Regions from separate parts of the Homo sapiens genome. Here region 2 is linked to region 1. Evidence: chromatin contacts called from ENCODE Hi-C data. All regions are on one chromosome and are shown on one strand. Each heading gives the region's core, a stretch centred on a gene start or an enhancer-like site at or near the end of the contact. The rest is flanking DNA. Distances are from core to core; before and after follow the strand shown. Region 1 holds the start of CARD8-AS1 (CARD8 antisense RNA 1). Region 2 holds the start of ALDH16A1 (aldehyde dehydrogenase 16 family member A1).

Evidence for each region. A loop is a pair of places that touch in the nucleus more often than their neighbours do. Pooled maps may share reads with other maps.
Region 2: a loop to region 1 is called in a pooled map, with 6 times the contacts of the local background. The contact joins the promoter of ALDH16A1 here to the promoter of CARD8-AS1 in region 1. A Hi-C loop is called at or near these places in 6 of 50 pooled maps.

What each region holds. Positions count from the first base shown.
Region 1 is chr19:48,249,862-48,257,242 of GRCh38, forward strand. CARD8-AS1 (CARD8 antisense RNA 1) reads left to right here and starts at 5,814. Exons shown (of 2, transcript NR_040599.1): 1 at 5,814-5,933; 2 at 6,490-7,381. It overlaps CARD8 (caspase recruitment domain family member 8), which reads right to left and starts at 6,051. Exons shown (of 14, transcript NM_001184900.3): 1 at 5,931-6,051. It also overlaps the pseudogene VN1R97P. RefSeq lists an enhancer at 5,920-6,159.
Region 2 is chr19:49,451,975-49,459,165 of GRCh38, forward strand. It overlaps ALDH16A1 (aldehyde dehydrogenase 16 family member A1), which reads left to right and starts at 1,251. Exons shown (of 17, transcript NM_153329.4): 1 at 1,251-1,447; 2 at 6,512-6,614; 3 at 6,986-7,112. The coding sequence starts at 1,358. RefSeq lists enhancers at 1-146, 1-50, 61-110, 1,844-2,803.

The DNA of each region.
Region 1 (7,381 bases), core at 4,564-7,063:
GAGAAGTTCCTATGAGGCTGTCGGAAAGGGAAATGGGGCCCTCCGCTTGTTGAAAACAAAACAAAACCCTCAGGAAGCTTTGCATCCTGTTAGTCATAGCTTAAATTTATGACTTCAATGACTTGGCTGGGACAGTCTTAATCTCTCCATACTCAAGTTGTTTTAATTTCTGTAATAATAATTTTTATACCAATGTTTGTGTTGTTAATACTAATAATTTTACATTGTAACTGTAATCCTTTAATTATTACAAGTGTTAACCTAAATAACAAACATATGAAAGCTTCCTAAAGGAAACAGTGTTTATTTGGGAATAGAGCATTGCAATTGGGAATAGATATGCCATATTAAACTATGTATATATTCAGGAAGATAAAGGAAGACAGAAATGGGGAGGATTGCATATTGTTTTGACAGGATTTTCCTTGGCCACAGGATCAGGCACAAAGGTGACATTAGTCTGAGGTTGGACAGGCAGTTGCTGGGCAGCATTCCTTGCAGAAATATTTTTTGTTTAAGGTTGCAATGACCTTTATGCAAGGTTGTGGGTTTTGTAGAGTCTTTTTCATTTTCAAGCATACAAGGATAAGACCCCCCCTCTTCATGGCTTTCCTGGCTTTATTTGTCAGGGTCATCTTAACATTAGTGGCTCCATTTTGTTCTGACAACTTTCAGATTTCTCCTTGTGATCAAGAACTTTCTCTAAAAGCATTATTGATCAATCATTCTGTAATTAAGATTTGATGTCCCCTGATGCCAGCATGGACCTCTCCCAGTTTGCTGGTCTCATCCCATGTTGTGGGGAGTGACTGGTGACTAGGAATCGATGTCAAAAGCACATTTGAGCAACAAAAGAGATTTGAAGGATGTGGCTCTCAGGCTAAGTCTCCCTGGAGTCCATTAGTAAGTTCAATTTTGTCTGTTCTACAGTCTTTTGCTATCCCTTTAAAGTGCTGATTCAGTATTATTTTGTTAGGAGCTGCACCTCTGAAAAAATTTAACAAGTAACACATACAAAGTTTAAAAAGGAGAAATACAAAGTAAGGGGAAATACAAATTAAGAGCAATATGAGATTTTCAGTTTGCATATGGTTTTGAGCCATAAACCTAGGTTTAAAGACAACTAATTGAAGAACTCAAACAGTTATTCGAGACAGCAGGGAGTTAGGTGAGACCTGGGGTAACCACATGGCCTGCTTTCTTATTTTGTGTATAGGAGCCTCAACTTTTCTCAGAGGAATTTATTCAGGTATAGCATGTCGTATTAGCAACATCACAGACAATTTCTTGCTTAACCAATGGATACTAAAGAATTTTGTAGGTTGGGTTCTGTTAAGTTATAAGCAGAAGGAATTGATCATAAAATTTAAGTTACACCATTATTCTGCTAAGTAGAAAAGGTCGAATTAAGTGAGATGAAAGTCTCATTATGATATAGAGTCTTGTTTCAGCATCTTGCAGAAAGTTATACAGTGTGAAAACACCAACTTTTTCTCCTGGTTTGTAGTGTGAACGTCTCTGGTTATGATATTGGGCAGTTTGGTAAACTATTGTGTGATCCGCATATCAGCCTTGAGGTTTGTTCCCTCTTTCATTTTCCTCTGGATCACCAACATGCTAATCTACGTTCACATCACTGAAACCGTAGAGGCCAATACCAATTTCACCATTTCTGGTCCTGGATATTTGCAAGACTGTTGTCAAACTAGGCCATACATACAATAATTTAATATACATTTGGGGCTTGGATTATATTTCTGTTAAATTGCACTGCTCTATGGGACTTATTTTATTCATTCCACAAATATATTTTGCACATGTTCCTTATTCTTGGTACTATTTAATGGATTTGGCATACATCCGTGATCTAAACAGATAAAACTCCCCCAAGGATCATTTATAAATGTCATGGTGATTCGCCATGTCCTGTTTGTGTTCCTCATGGTCTGGACCAGCATCAACATGGCCAGTCTCCTCTGCAGACACCGGCGGAGAGCCCAGCGTCTGCACAGCCCTAGCCTCTCTTCCCAGCCATCTCCTGAACACAGAGCCACCCATACCATCCTCCTGCTGCTTGGTTGCTTTGTGTGCTTTTATTGCTCAAACAACTTCATCACTCTTTATTTCTTTTATAAATCTGAGAAAAAATCAAGACTAGAGATGATCACTGGAATTATTTCATCATGCTACCCAACCATCTGCCCTTTTGTGCTAATAAAAAATAATAAAATTATTTCCTAATTTACCTCTTCCTCTCTAAGACAAGAATGATCAGCTCTCAGGGAGCATTCAATGGCTGATCTCAAACCCCATACTTTCTTCTGCAGCTGGGAAGTCTCCATGATGACTTTTGTGGAGAAAAAGTCATGCAGTTATTGAGCAATTGAATTAGGGCTAGTTTGAATTGAGGTGTATCATAAATTTAAAAAGCATTCAGGTTTTGAAGTCAATATAAATAACAGTATATAAATATTATCTTAATAACTTTCACATTGCTGACAAGTTTAAATTATGACATTTTGGGTAAAACGTATGTATATGTTTTGTTATGTTTACATATATATGCATATTTAAATAAAATACATATACACAAATATGTAAGTAAAACATATGTAAGAATATATATAATATATATAATTTTTTTTTTTTGAGACAGAGTCTTGCTCTGTCACCCAGGCTGGAGTATGCAGTGGTGTGATCTCAGCTCACTGCGGCCCCCACCTCCTGGATTCAAGCAATCCTCCCACTTCAGCCTTCCGAGTAGCTAGGATTATAGGTGTGCACCACCATGCCTGGCTAATTTTTTTGTATTTTTTAGTAGAGACAGAGTTTCCCCACGTTGGCCAGGCTGGTCTAGAACTCCTGACCTCAAGTGAACCGCCTGTGTCAGCCTCCAAAAGTGCTAGGATTGTAGGTGTGAGCCACCGCACTGGCCTTATCAGTATATACACACACACACACACACACACACACACATATGTGTATACATATACAACTACATAGGTATTTTTAAACTAACTGTATCTGCTTGTTTTTGCTTTTTTAAATGCAGTTGCTAGAAAATTTAATATACATTTGGGGCTTGGATTATATTTCTGTTAAACTGCACTGCTCTATGGCACTTCTTGTATTCATTCCACAAATACATTTTGCACATGTTCCTTATTCTTGGTACTATTTAATGGGTTGGACATACATCCATGATCTAAACAGATAAAACATAATAGCACAAGAGATTATACAGAATGTTTGTGGTACAGGAAAACGTATATGTACACATGATAGGAGCTAAAAAGAATAGGACTGGTTAAGAGAATGTGGTGTGTGAGAGTACAGGTGCAGGGAGCTGCAGTGACTGGGATTACAGGTATGCATCACCATGCCTGGCTAATTTTTGTATTTTTGTAGAGACGGGGTTTCACCAATTTGGCCAGGCTGGTCTCGAACTCCTGGCCTCACGTGATCCACCTGCCTCAGCCTCCCAAAGTGCTGTAATTACAGGTGTGAGCCACCGTGCCTGGCCAACATTTATCATTTTAAATACTCATCTGCAAAAATGTTTCCAAGTGGGGCCACTTCCCCACCCCTCATATGACAGTGGCAGTGATATACCATATACATGGTTATTAAAAAGAATCTGGAGCAACAATATGAATGTCAGACAAATTAGGCTTCAAGAGCATTTCCCTCCATCTTACAGGGGATAAACCCAAAGAAGTTATATTAAGATTCCAATAAAAGAATGCAAGATGACTATCTGTGTAAAAATGTAATCAATGGGGAGCAGGTGCACCTCCAATAATATTAGACAAAATATATTTTACCTAAACAGCATTACTAAGTATAAAGTAGATCACTTCAATAAGAATAACAATTTTAATTTTGTGTATACATATTCACACTTTCAATATGTATATAGTATACACGGGTAGAATGATAAACAGATATAGAATAATCCTCCACTCTTGTGGGAAATCTGTTCAATAGTCTTTCAGCAATTAACAGAATAACAGAGTATCAGTAAAGATATAAAAAATTGACCAAAGCAATTCATATTCTTGACTTAAGTGCCCTAGAATAACAACTCACACAGCCATTGAAGAATCCCCATCATCCTATCTCAAGCATAGAGGAAACACATAGCATACATATGTAGCCACATAGCAAACACAGAAATGACTATCAACAAAGTGGAAGAGTTTAATGCACAGATTAAGTTATCTGAATATATGTACAATGAGTTATAAATAATAAATAATTGAGCCAGGTGAAGTAGTACATGCCTGTAATCCCACCTACTTGGGAGGCTGAGGTAGGAGTTTGAGCCCAGGAGTTTGAGTCTGGTCTGGGCAGCATTGCAAGATCCCATCCCCCAAATAATAAATAAACTAACTAAGTAATCAATAATTGAATGAGAAAAGTTAGCTCATATTTCAATATGTTCAATCTTAGGATATATACTTCTAGGCAACCACTTAGTGACAAAAATTCTGTAGAAATCCATCATTGAAAGTTCATTATGTAAATAAATGTGAAGACTAGATAAGAACCACAGAACACAATGACATTGGAAAAAATGCCACAGTAATTCTTTGAAAAAAGAAATGCAGGCCTGGTGCGGTGGCTCATCCCTGTAATCCCAGCACTTTGGGAGGCCGAAGTGGGCAGATCACAAGTCAGGGGTTCGAGACCAGCCTGGCCAACATAGTGAAACCCCGTCTCTACTAAAAACACAAAAACAATTAGCTGGGTGTGGTGGTGGGCACCTGTAGTCGCAGCTACTCGGGAGGCTGAGGCAGGAGAGTGCTTTCAGAGAAACTTCTTGATCACAAGGGGAAATCTGAAAGTTGTCAGAACAAAATGGAGTCACTTATGTTAAGATAACCCTGACAAATAGAGCCAGGAAGGCCATGAAGAGAGGGCTCTTATCCTTGCATGCCTGAAGATGAAAAAGACTCTACAAAACCCACAACCTTACATAAAGGTCTTCACAACCTTAAAAAAATATATATTTCTGCAAGGAATGCTGCCCAGCAACTGCTGGTCCAACCTAGGACTAATGTCACCCTTGTTACTGATCTTTGTAGCCAAGGAAAATTCTGTTAAAACAATATGCAATCCTCCCCATTTCTGTCTTCCTTTATCTCCCTGAATATACACATAGTTTAATACGGCATGTCTATTCCCAATTGCAATGCTCTATTCCCAAATAAACATTGTTTCCGGCTGGGCGCAGTGGCTCACGCCTGTAATCCCAACACTTTGGGAGGCCAAGGCGGGCTGATCTCGAGGTCAAGAGACGGAGACCATCCTGGCCAACATGGTGAAACCCCGTCTCTACTAAAAAATAAAAAATTAGCTGGATGTGGTGGTGCACGCCTGTAGTCCCAGCTACTTGGGAGACTGAGGCACGAGAATCGCTTGAACCTGGGAGGCAGAGGTTGCAGTGAGCCAAGATCATGCCACTGTACTCCAGCCTAGCCACAGAGCGAGACTCCATCTCAAAAAGAAAAAAAAATTGTTTCCCTTAGGAAGCTTTCATATGTTTGTTAGTTAGGTTAACACTTCTAATAATTAAAGTTATACAGTTACAGTGTAAAATTATTAGTATTAACAACATAAACATTGGTATAAAAATTATTATTACAGAAATTAAAACAAATTGAGTGTGAGAGAGATTATTAAGACTGTCCAAGCCAAGTCACTGAAGTCATAAATTTAAGTTATGACAGGATGCCGAGCTTCCAGAGGGTTTTGTTTTTAACAAGGGAGGGGCCCTATTTCCCCTTCTGACACGCTCATATGAACTTCTCACTTTGTCGTACTCCTTCCTTGCTGACTAAGAGGAACAGAACACAGAGCAGCCTGGCGGTGTCCTACCAACAAGCCTCCGTTTCTCCTTCCTGTACACTAGGGCTCCTGAAACTCACCTGGTAAGCGCTCCAGAAAAGCAGCAGGTGGTGACTTTAGGGTAGGACGGGCCAAATGGGAGAATCCCCTTAGGTCGGTTTCTCTGGTTCTCAACTTCTTTTGAAATAACGCTCGCAGAGGAGGTGGGCTTTCTGAGAACTGAGGGAAGTAAGCTCTCAGGACTTCCGGTCGCCATGATGGCTGTGGGCAGTCAATGGGGTCAGTGCAAGCATCTGGGCCATCTTTAATGTGGGCAGGAAAAAAACACGATTACACTTACTTCTGCAGAGTTTATAATATCCTTGTTCATTATTTAAAATAAAATATCTAAGACATAGGTAATAGTATATTTTAAATAAAATTGAAGCAATATATGAAATTTCTCTGGAATTCATCCAGCCACTCTCAGCTGTTACCACTATCCAGAAACGTCTTAATCCGCCTGCATGATTTATGTATTTGGTTTGTATTTTAAATATCATTTTCTGTAATATTTAAAAGTTGTATTTGCTTGGTATCCTGCTATGCATTCTCATGCAATTTGATTTTTAATCAATATTACTTTTTTTTTTTTTTGAGATGAAGTCTCCGTCTGTCACCCAGGCTGGAGTGTAATGGAGCAATCTCGGCTCACTGCAACCTCTGCCTCCCAGGTTCAAGCGATTCTCTTGCCTCAGCCTCCCGAGTAGCTGGAATTATAGGTGCATGCCACCACGCTCGGCTAATTTTTTGTATTTTTAGTAAAGACGGAGTTTCACCATGTTGGTCAGGATGGTCTCCGTCTCTTGACCTCGAGATCAGCCCGCCTCGGCCTCCCAAAGTGCTGGGATTACAGGCGTGAGCCACTGTGCCCGGCCTTGGTTTCTAAATACTATTTTGAAGTATCTGTGGAGAAATGGTTACTTCGAGGGCTGGGGCAGGAATATATAAGATAACATTGGAACAAATTCTGACGCCAGAACATGAAGAAATATTTGAAAAAGGATGGGGCATATTGACTGAACACAGAAGACAAACATGCATGACCTCAGCCTAATCGTGAGAAAACATCAAAGAAATCCAAATTGATAAACATTCTGTAAAATAATTGGCCATGCTCAGCAAAAGTGTCACAATCACAAAAGACAAGGGAAGAATAAGAAACGGTCACAGCCTGGAGGAATCTAAGGACATAACAACTGAGTGCAATGTGAGATCCTCGATTCGATCTTGGAGAAGAAAGAGGACGTTAAGAGAAATATTGACAAAATTCAAATAAGGTCTGCACATTAGGTAATGGTAAGATACGTTGACATCAATTTCCTGGTTGGATACTTGTATTACATATACTATTATGTATATAATTATTATATTACAATTACATATACAGTTGTATATTATATATAATACAATAAATGTATATATATGATTATAATACAATAAATGTATATATACAGTTTTATATATAACAACTATTATACATATAATACAA
Region 2 (7,191 bases), core at 1-2,500, 1.2 Mb after region 1:
TCCTGTATCTATGAAAGCCACACTTCCGGCTGGGCGCTGTGGCTCCTACCGGTAGTCCCAGCACTTTGGAAGGCCAGGGCAAGAGGATCGCTTGAGGCCAGGAGTTCGAAACCAGCTTGGGCAATACAATGAGATAACGTCCCACACCCCATCTCTTAAAAAAAAAAAAAAAGCGCCAGACTTCCACTCTTTCCACAACCAAAACTGGCCCCCTTACTTTGCAGTGAAGGTTGCATTTTCCAAACCTTAATCTCAATGTCCATCCTAAAAGGTACCCTTTTTATCTTTGAATTATCACTTCCTGCCAGCTCTAGATCCTAATACGTCCAGATCTAGACCCGCCAGGTCTAGATCTAGATCTAGACCTCTAGTCAATATAATTAGAAAAGCTGCACTTTGAGGCTGGGAGGCCGAGGTAGGAGGATCGCTTGAGCCCAGGAGTTCGAGACCAGCCTGAGCAACATAGCAAGATCCTGTCTCTACCAAAAAAAAAAAAAAAAAAAAAATTAGCCAGGCTTGATGGCACCTGCCTGTAGTCCCAGCTACTGTGCAGGCTGACGCAGGAGTAATGTTTAAACCTGAAAAGTCGAGGCGACAGTAAGCCGTGATCGGACCACTGCACTCCAGCCCTGGGCGACAGAGGGAGACCCTGTCTCAAGAAAATAAAAGGTAAAACAAAACCTGCACTTCCTGCTACTATAAAACAAGGCACTGGGAAGACGCATCAATAGGACGACCCTTTTTTTTTATTACTATTTTTTTTTTAGACACAGTCTCCCTTTGCCACCCAGGCTGGAGTGCAGTGGCGCGATCTCGGCTCACTGAAACGTACACCTTCTGGGTTCAAGTGATTCTCCCGCCTCAGCCTCTTGAGTAGCTGAGATTACAGGCGCGCACCACCACAGCTCGGCTAATGCTTGTATTTTTAGTAGAGACGGGGTTTCACCAAATTGGTCAGGCTGGTCTCGAACTCCCGACCTTAGGTGATCCGCCCGCCTCGGCCTCCCGAAGTGCTGGGATTACAGCCAAGAGCCATCGTGCCCGGCCACGCCGATCCTCATAAATCCGGAGCCCTCCTAACTATTCGCAAAGTACCCACATCGCCGTCTCCCCTTCCTCCCCGTTTTAAGCAGTGCGCATGCTCCTAAATACGCTTCCCCGTGGGGGACGTAGGCGGGGCCATCGGGTCCTAAGGAAAAAGTGTGGGCGTGGCTGCTCTCTGTATCTTGTAGCCCCACCCCATTCCCATTAGCCCCGCCCCTTTGGGCTGGAACCGGAGGTGTCGCTCTTCGGACCTCAAGGTTCCCCTTAACACAGAGCGCCCCGCAGTCTTCGCGGAAAGCGTTCGGGGTAGGCGATGGCTGCGACGCGTGCAGGGCCCCGCGCCCGCGAGATCTTCACCTCGCTGGAGTACGGACCGGTGCCGGAGAGCCACGCATGCGCACTGGTGAGAGTCTGCCCGGCCGGCGCTGCTCGCTGCGTTCCCCAGGCCTGGGCGCCCGGTTTTTCGCGGGGAGTCCCGTCATCCACTGCGGTAGCTCAGCCGCTCCGCCTCTCTTAGTCCCCGTGATTCCCGCCGCCCAATAGGATCGCGCCCTGTAGGACGCTCCCTTGAGCCTTGGCGGTGGCAGCCTTTTAGTCTGTTCCGGTCTTCCCCACTGGTTCTCTTGCCCCTTGATCCTGAACTCCTCGTAGTGTTTCCGCGGTTTTCCTGAACTCCTCTAGACGCTCTCGTGATTCCTCAGGGTCCCCTCAGAACCTGACGCCACCCACCAGACCCCTTAGGATTCCTGTGAGGCTCCAGTGACCCACAACCCCCATTGTCTTTCCACGACTCTTCAAAACATCCTATGGCTTCCATGGGCCTCCAGAGCACCCCAGACCTCCTGAGGGACTCCCTTCATCCCTTTGATTACCCAGAGACCTTCAGAACTTCCATGGAGCCCCCGTGATCCCATAGGACCCCTCAATACTCGTGGGGTTCATGTGACCTCATCGGAACTCTCAGGAGCCTAGAATACATCAGGACTTCCGGTTTGGGTTGGGTTTTTTTTTTGTTTTTTTTTTTGAGCCAGGGTCTCACTCTGTCGCCCAAACTGAAGTGCACTGGCGCTATCACACCACTGCAGCCTCAACCTCCTGGGCTCAAGCCATCCTCTCACCTCAGCCCCCCAAGTAACTGGGACCAGAGACGCGCGCCACCACTCTCAGCTAATATTTGTACTTTTTCTAGAGACAAGGTTTCAGCATGTTGGCCAGGCTGGTCTCGAACTCCTGGCCTCAAGTGATCCACCCACCTCGACTTCCCAAAGTGCTGGGATTACAGGCGTGAGCTACTGCACCCAGCCACATCAGGACTTCCTGTAATTACTTATGGCCCCTCACAATACCCTCACGGGGCTCCTATGATCTCTCTAGCTCTCAGAATGTCCCATAGGGTTCCCATGATTGTTCAGGAACCCCTGAAGTCCTCGTGAGGGTCCCATGATCCCCTGGGGGTCCTCAGAACCTCCCTAGGACTCCCATGACCCCTCAGAGGCCCCCAGAACCCTCGTGGGGTTCCTGCAAATGAGTAGGGCACCTCAAACTTTCTGTCGTTTCCCCAGGCACTCTCAGAATTCCTTCACGGGGCTCTCATGATCCCCCAGGGTCCCCCAGCACCCAGGCGAAAGGAGCTTAGGCTTCTTTGAGGGGGAGGGCAGGAGGCCAGAGCAATGATCCAAGTGGAAGGAACTGGATCAGAACCCTGGCACAGCCTAGAACTTGGGGAGGCCAAGACGGGCAGATCGCCTGAGCTCAGGAATTCGAGACCAGCCTGGGCAACATAGTGAAACCTCGTCTCTACTAAAATACAAAACATTGGGCCAGGCGTGGTGGCTCAGACTTGTAATCCCAGCACTTTGGGAGTCCTAGGTGGGCGGATCACCTGAGGTCAGGAGTTCGAGACCAGCCTGGCCAACATGGTGAAACCCCATCTCTACTAAAATACAAAAATTACCTGAGCGTGGTGGTGTTTGCCTGTAATCCTAGCTACTTGGGAGGCTGAGGTGGGAGAATTGCTTGAATCCAGGAGGCAGAGGTTGCAGTAAGCTGAGATTGCACCACTGCACTCCAGCCTGGGCAACGGAGCAAGACGCTGTCTCCAAAAAAAATACAAAAATGGCTGGGCGCAGTGGTTCACACCTGTAATCCCAGCGCTTTGGGAGGCCGAGGCGGGCGGATCATGAGGTCAGGAGATCGAGACCAGCCTGGCCAAGATGGTGAAACCCATCTCTACTAAAAATACAAAAAATTAGCTGGGCGTGGTGGCAGGCACCTGTAATCCCAGCTACTTGGGAGGCTGGGGCAGGAGAATCGCTTGAACCCAGGAGGTGGAGATTGCAGTGAGCCGAGACCACGCCACTGCACTCCAGCCTGGGCAACAAGAGCAAAACTCCATCTCAAAAAAAAAAAAAAAAAAAAAAGGAAACAGAAAACAAAAGATTAGCCGAGGATGGCAGCACACACCTGTAGTCCCAGCTACCCGGGAGGCTGAGGTGGGAGGATCACCTGAGCCTGGGAGGTGCAGTGATCATACCACTGAACTCCAGCCTGGGTGACAGAATAAGACCCTGTCCCCCCTGAAAAAAAAAGAAGTTGAGGCCAGGCAAGTGGCTCACACCTGTAATCCCAGCAGTTTGGGAGACCGAGGCAGGAGGATCACTCGCACCTAGGAGTTTGAGACCAGCCTGGGCAACATGGTGAGGCCCTATCTCTATTAATATAAAAATAAAACATAAAAAGTGAAGTTGAGACTTGGACTTGAGTCCTTGCATTTCAGACCCGTGGTCTTGCCTACACCAGCAAAGTTCTCAACCGTACAGTCTCTGGGCCAGACTCAACCAACAAACATGTTTTCTTTGGCGTGAACTTTATTTTTTTTTTATGTGAAATGCTGGACAATTGATTCCATGTAAACATCCGGGAGGTCCTCTTGAAAATAAAATTCCAAAATGTGTCAACATTTGGCTCAACTTCCCTGACAAAAGTCATCTGGGACCAATAGCTCCTGTCTTTTCCATGAATCGTTAAGCTCCTCTTCTCATCCAGGCCCTCTTCTCAGGCCTCCTGGAACCCTCTGGACATTCTTTTGGAATTTTGTTTTTCTTTTGGGGGGAAGCTTTCCAACTTGCACAGAATAATTAGCATTTATTTTGAACTCCTGTTTACCCATCACTGTGCCTCAACCATCATCAACATTTATCCCAGCGCTGTTTCCTTCTGTATTTTCTTTGGAGTAATTTAAACAAATCCTGGATGTCACAGTATTTTCCTATAAATATTTGAATCCTTTCTTCTAACAGATAAGGGCTCATTTTGTTACAAAACTACCATGGTCTGTTACCACACTTAACATTAAGTCATTCTTTTTGTTTTTTGTTTGTTTGTTTGAGACAGGATCTTACTCTGTCGCCCAGGCTAGCATTCAGTAGCGTTCATAGCTCACTGCAGCCTGAAACTCCTGGACCCAAGCAATCCTCCCACCCCAGCCTCCTGACTAGCTGAGACTACAAGTGTGCATCATCATGACTGGCAAATTTTTTACTTTTATTTTTGTAGAGATGGGGTCTTGCTGTGTAGGTCCAGACTAGTCTCAAACTCCTCAGCTCAAGCAATCCTCCCGTCTCAGCGTGGGAAAGTGCAGGGATTACAGATGTGAGCTACCATGCCCGGCCAACAATCATTCTTTAATGTCATCTGATGCCCAGTTCATGTTCAAATATCCCTGACTTTCTCACAGATGTCTCTCTCCCTGTGGGCGTTTGAGTTTGGAACTTCTAAGTAACTTTTTTGCTTTAAAGAGAAAGGAGAAGCCAGGCACAGTGGCTCATGCTTGTAATCCCAGCACTTTGGGAGGCCGAGGCGAGTGGATCACCTGAGGCCAGGAGTTCGAGACCAGCCTGGCCAACATGGTAAAAACCCATCTCTACTAGAAATATATAAATTAGCTGGGCATGGTGGCGGCCGCCTGTAATCCCAGCTACTTGGGAGGCTGAGGTAGGAGAATCACGTGAACCCAGGAGGCGGAGGTTGCAGTGAGCTGAGATCGCACCATTGCACTCCAGCCTGGGAGACAAGAGCAAGACTCCATCTCAAAAAAAAAAAAGAAAGAAGGGCCAGTAAGAGAAAAATCAGGAATATGTGACATCAGAGATGCTAGGGGAGTCTGTAGAAGGAGCAAGTGAGCAGTGTGCTTTGGATTTAGCATCAGGGAAGACGTGACCAGGATGAGAAAGAAATATGGAGGAGAAGTCCGGGCGCAGTGGCTCACGCCTGTAATCTCAGCACTTTGGGAGGCCGAGGCGGGCGGATCACGAGGTCAGGAGATCAAGACCATCCTGGCTAACACAGTGAAACCCCATCTCTACTAAAAATACAAAAAAATTAGCCAGGCGTGGTGGCAGGCGCATGTAGTCCCAGCTACTCGGGAGCCTGAGGCAGGAGAATGGCGTGAATCCAGGAGGCGGACCTTGCAGTGAGCAGAGATCGCGCCACTGCACTCCAGCCTGGGTGACAGAGCAAGACTCTGTCTCAAACAAAAAAAAAAAAAAGAAAGAAAGAAATATGGAGGAGATGTGGTGAGTGAGATGTGGTAAAAAAATTTTTTTTCTTTGAGACAGAGCCTTGCTCTGTTACTCAGGCTGGAGTGCAGTGGCGTGATCTTGGCTTACTACAGCCTCTACCTCCTGGGCTCAAGTGATCCTCCCACCTCAGACTCCCAGGTAGCTGGGACTACAGGCACTCACCACCACACCCGGCTAACTTTTTGTATTTTTTGTAGAGATGAGCTTTCACCATGTTGCCCAGGCTGGTCTTGAATGCCTAGGCTCAGACCACCTCGGCCTCCCAAAGTGGACTCCAAATAGGTGCCACTGTTGTGGCACCAGCCCAAGGACTCAGTTGAGACCCTAATTGAATGAATTAAAGATGTTGACACATCCATAATCCCAGCACTTTGGGAGGCCAAGGCGTGCAGATCACTTGAGGTCAGGAGTTCAAGACCAGCCTGACCAACATGGTGAAACCCCGTCTCTACTAAAAATACAAAAACAAAACTAGCCGCATGTGGTGGCGGGCGCCTGTAGTCCCAGCTACTCAGGAGATTGAGGCGGGAGAATAGCGTGAACCCAGGAGGCGGAGCTTGCAGTGAGCTGAGATCATGCCACTGCACTCCAGCCTGGGTGACAGAGCAAGACTCAGTCTCAAAAAAAAAAAATGAAAAAATGTTCTAGAACTAGAGTGGTGATGGTTACACAACACTGTAAATGCACAGAATGCCACTAAACTGCTGAACTATACACTTTGAAATGCTCTATTTTACCACAAACTTTTTTTTTAAAGCAATAGGAGGAAAAGAATTAGCTGATGGGGCAGAGGGAGACAGACGTCCCCTCCTAGAGGATTCTGGGTAGGGGTTGAACTGCCCCAGCTCCTCCCGAACCCCTTTCCAAACTGTCTCTACCTCCCCCAGGCCTGGCTGGACACCCAGGACCGGTGCTTGGGCCACTATGTGAATGGGAAGTGGTTAAAGCCTGAACACAGAAATTCAGTGCCTTGCCAGGATCCCATCACAGGTACGAGATGTCCCCCAGTCATTAGTGGAAGGGAGGTATCTGTGCCCTCTAGCCCTACCCACCAACACCCATTCCCCTTGCCTAGGGCCCTGAGGGCAGGAAACAGCTGGTGGTGGGAGATGGGCTGCGATGTCTGGTTCCTTCTGAAACCAGTCACCCTAATTATGGTTCCGGGTCTCTGTGGAGGCTTTGTGAGACTGCTGTCTGTTAAAATAGCTTCCTTGCCCTGGAGGTGATCATAGCCGTGACCCAGCAGAGAATGGGGACCAGCTTTACACTCTTGGGCTGATCCAGGCTCCGAAAATCTCAGCCCCCTCCAGATATGACATGGGCTACTCCTCCCATCTGAGTCCCCCCACTTTTCTCCCCAGGAGAGAACTTGGCCAGTTGCCTGCAGGCACAGGCCGAGGATGTGGCTGCAGCCGTGGAGGCAGCCAGGATGGCATTTAAGGGCTGGAGTGCGCACCCCGGCGTCGTCCGGGCCCAGCACCTGACCAGGTGATGCAGCTGAGGTGTGGACCCCGGGAGGCGGGGAACCCCAGCATCCACTCGAGACCATGGGAACAAAGGCTATTTC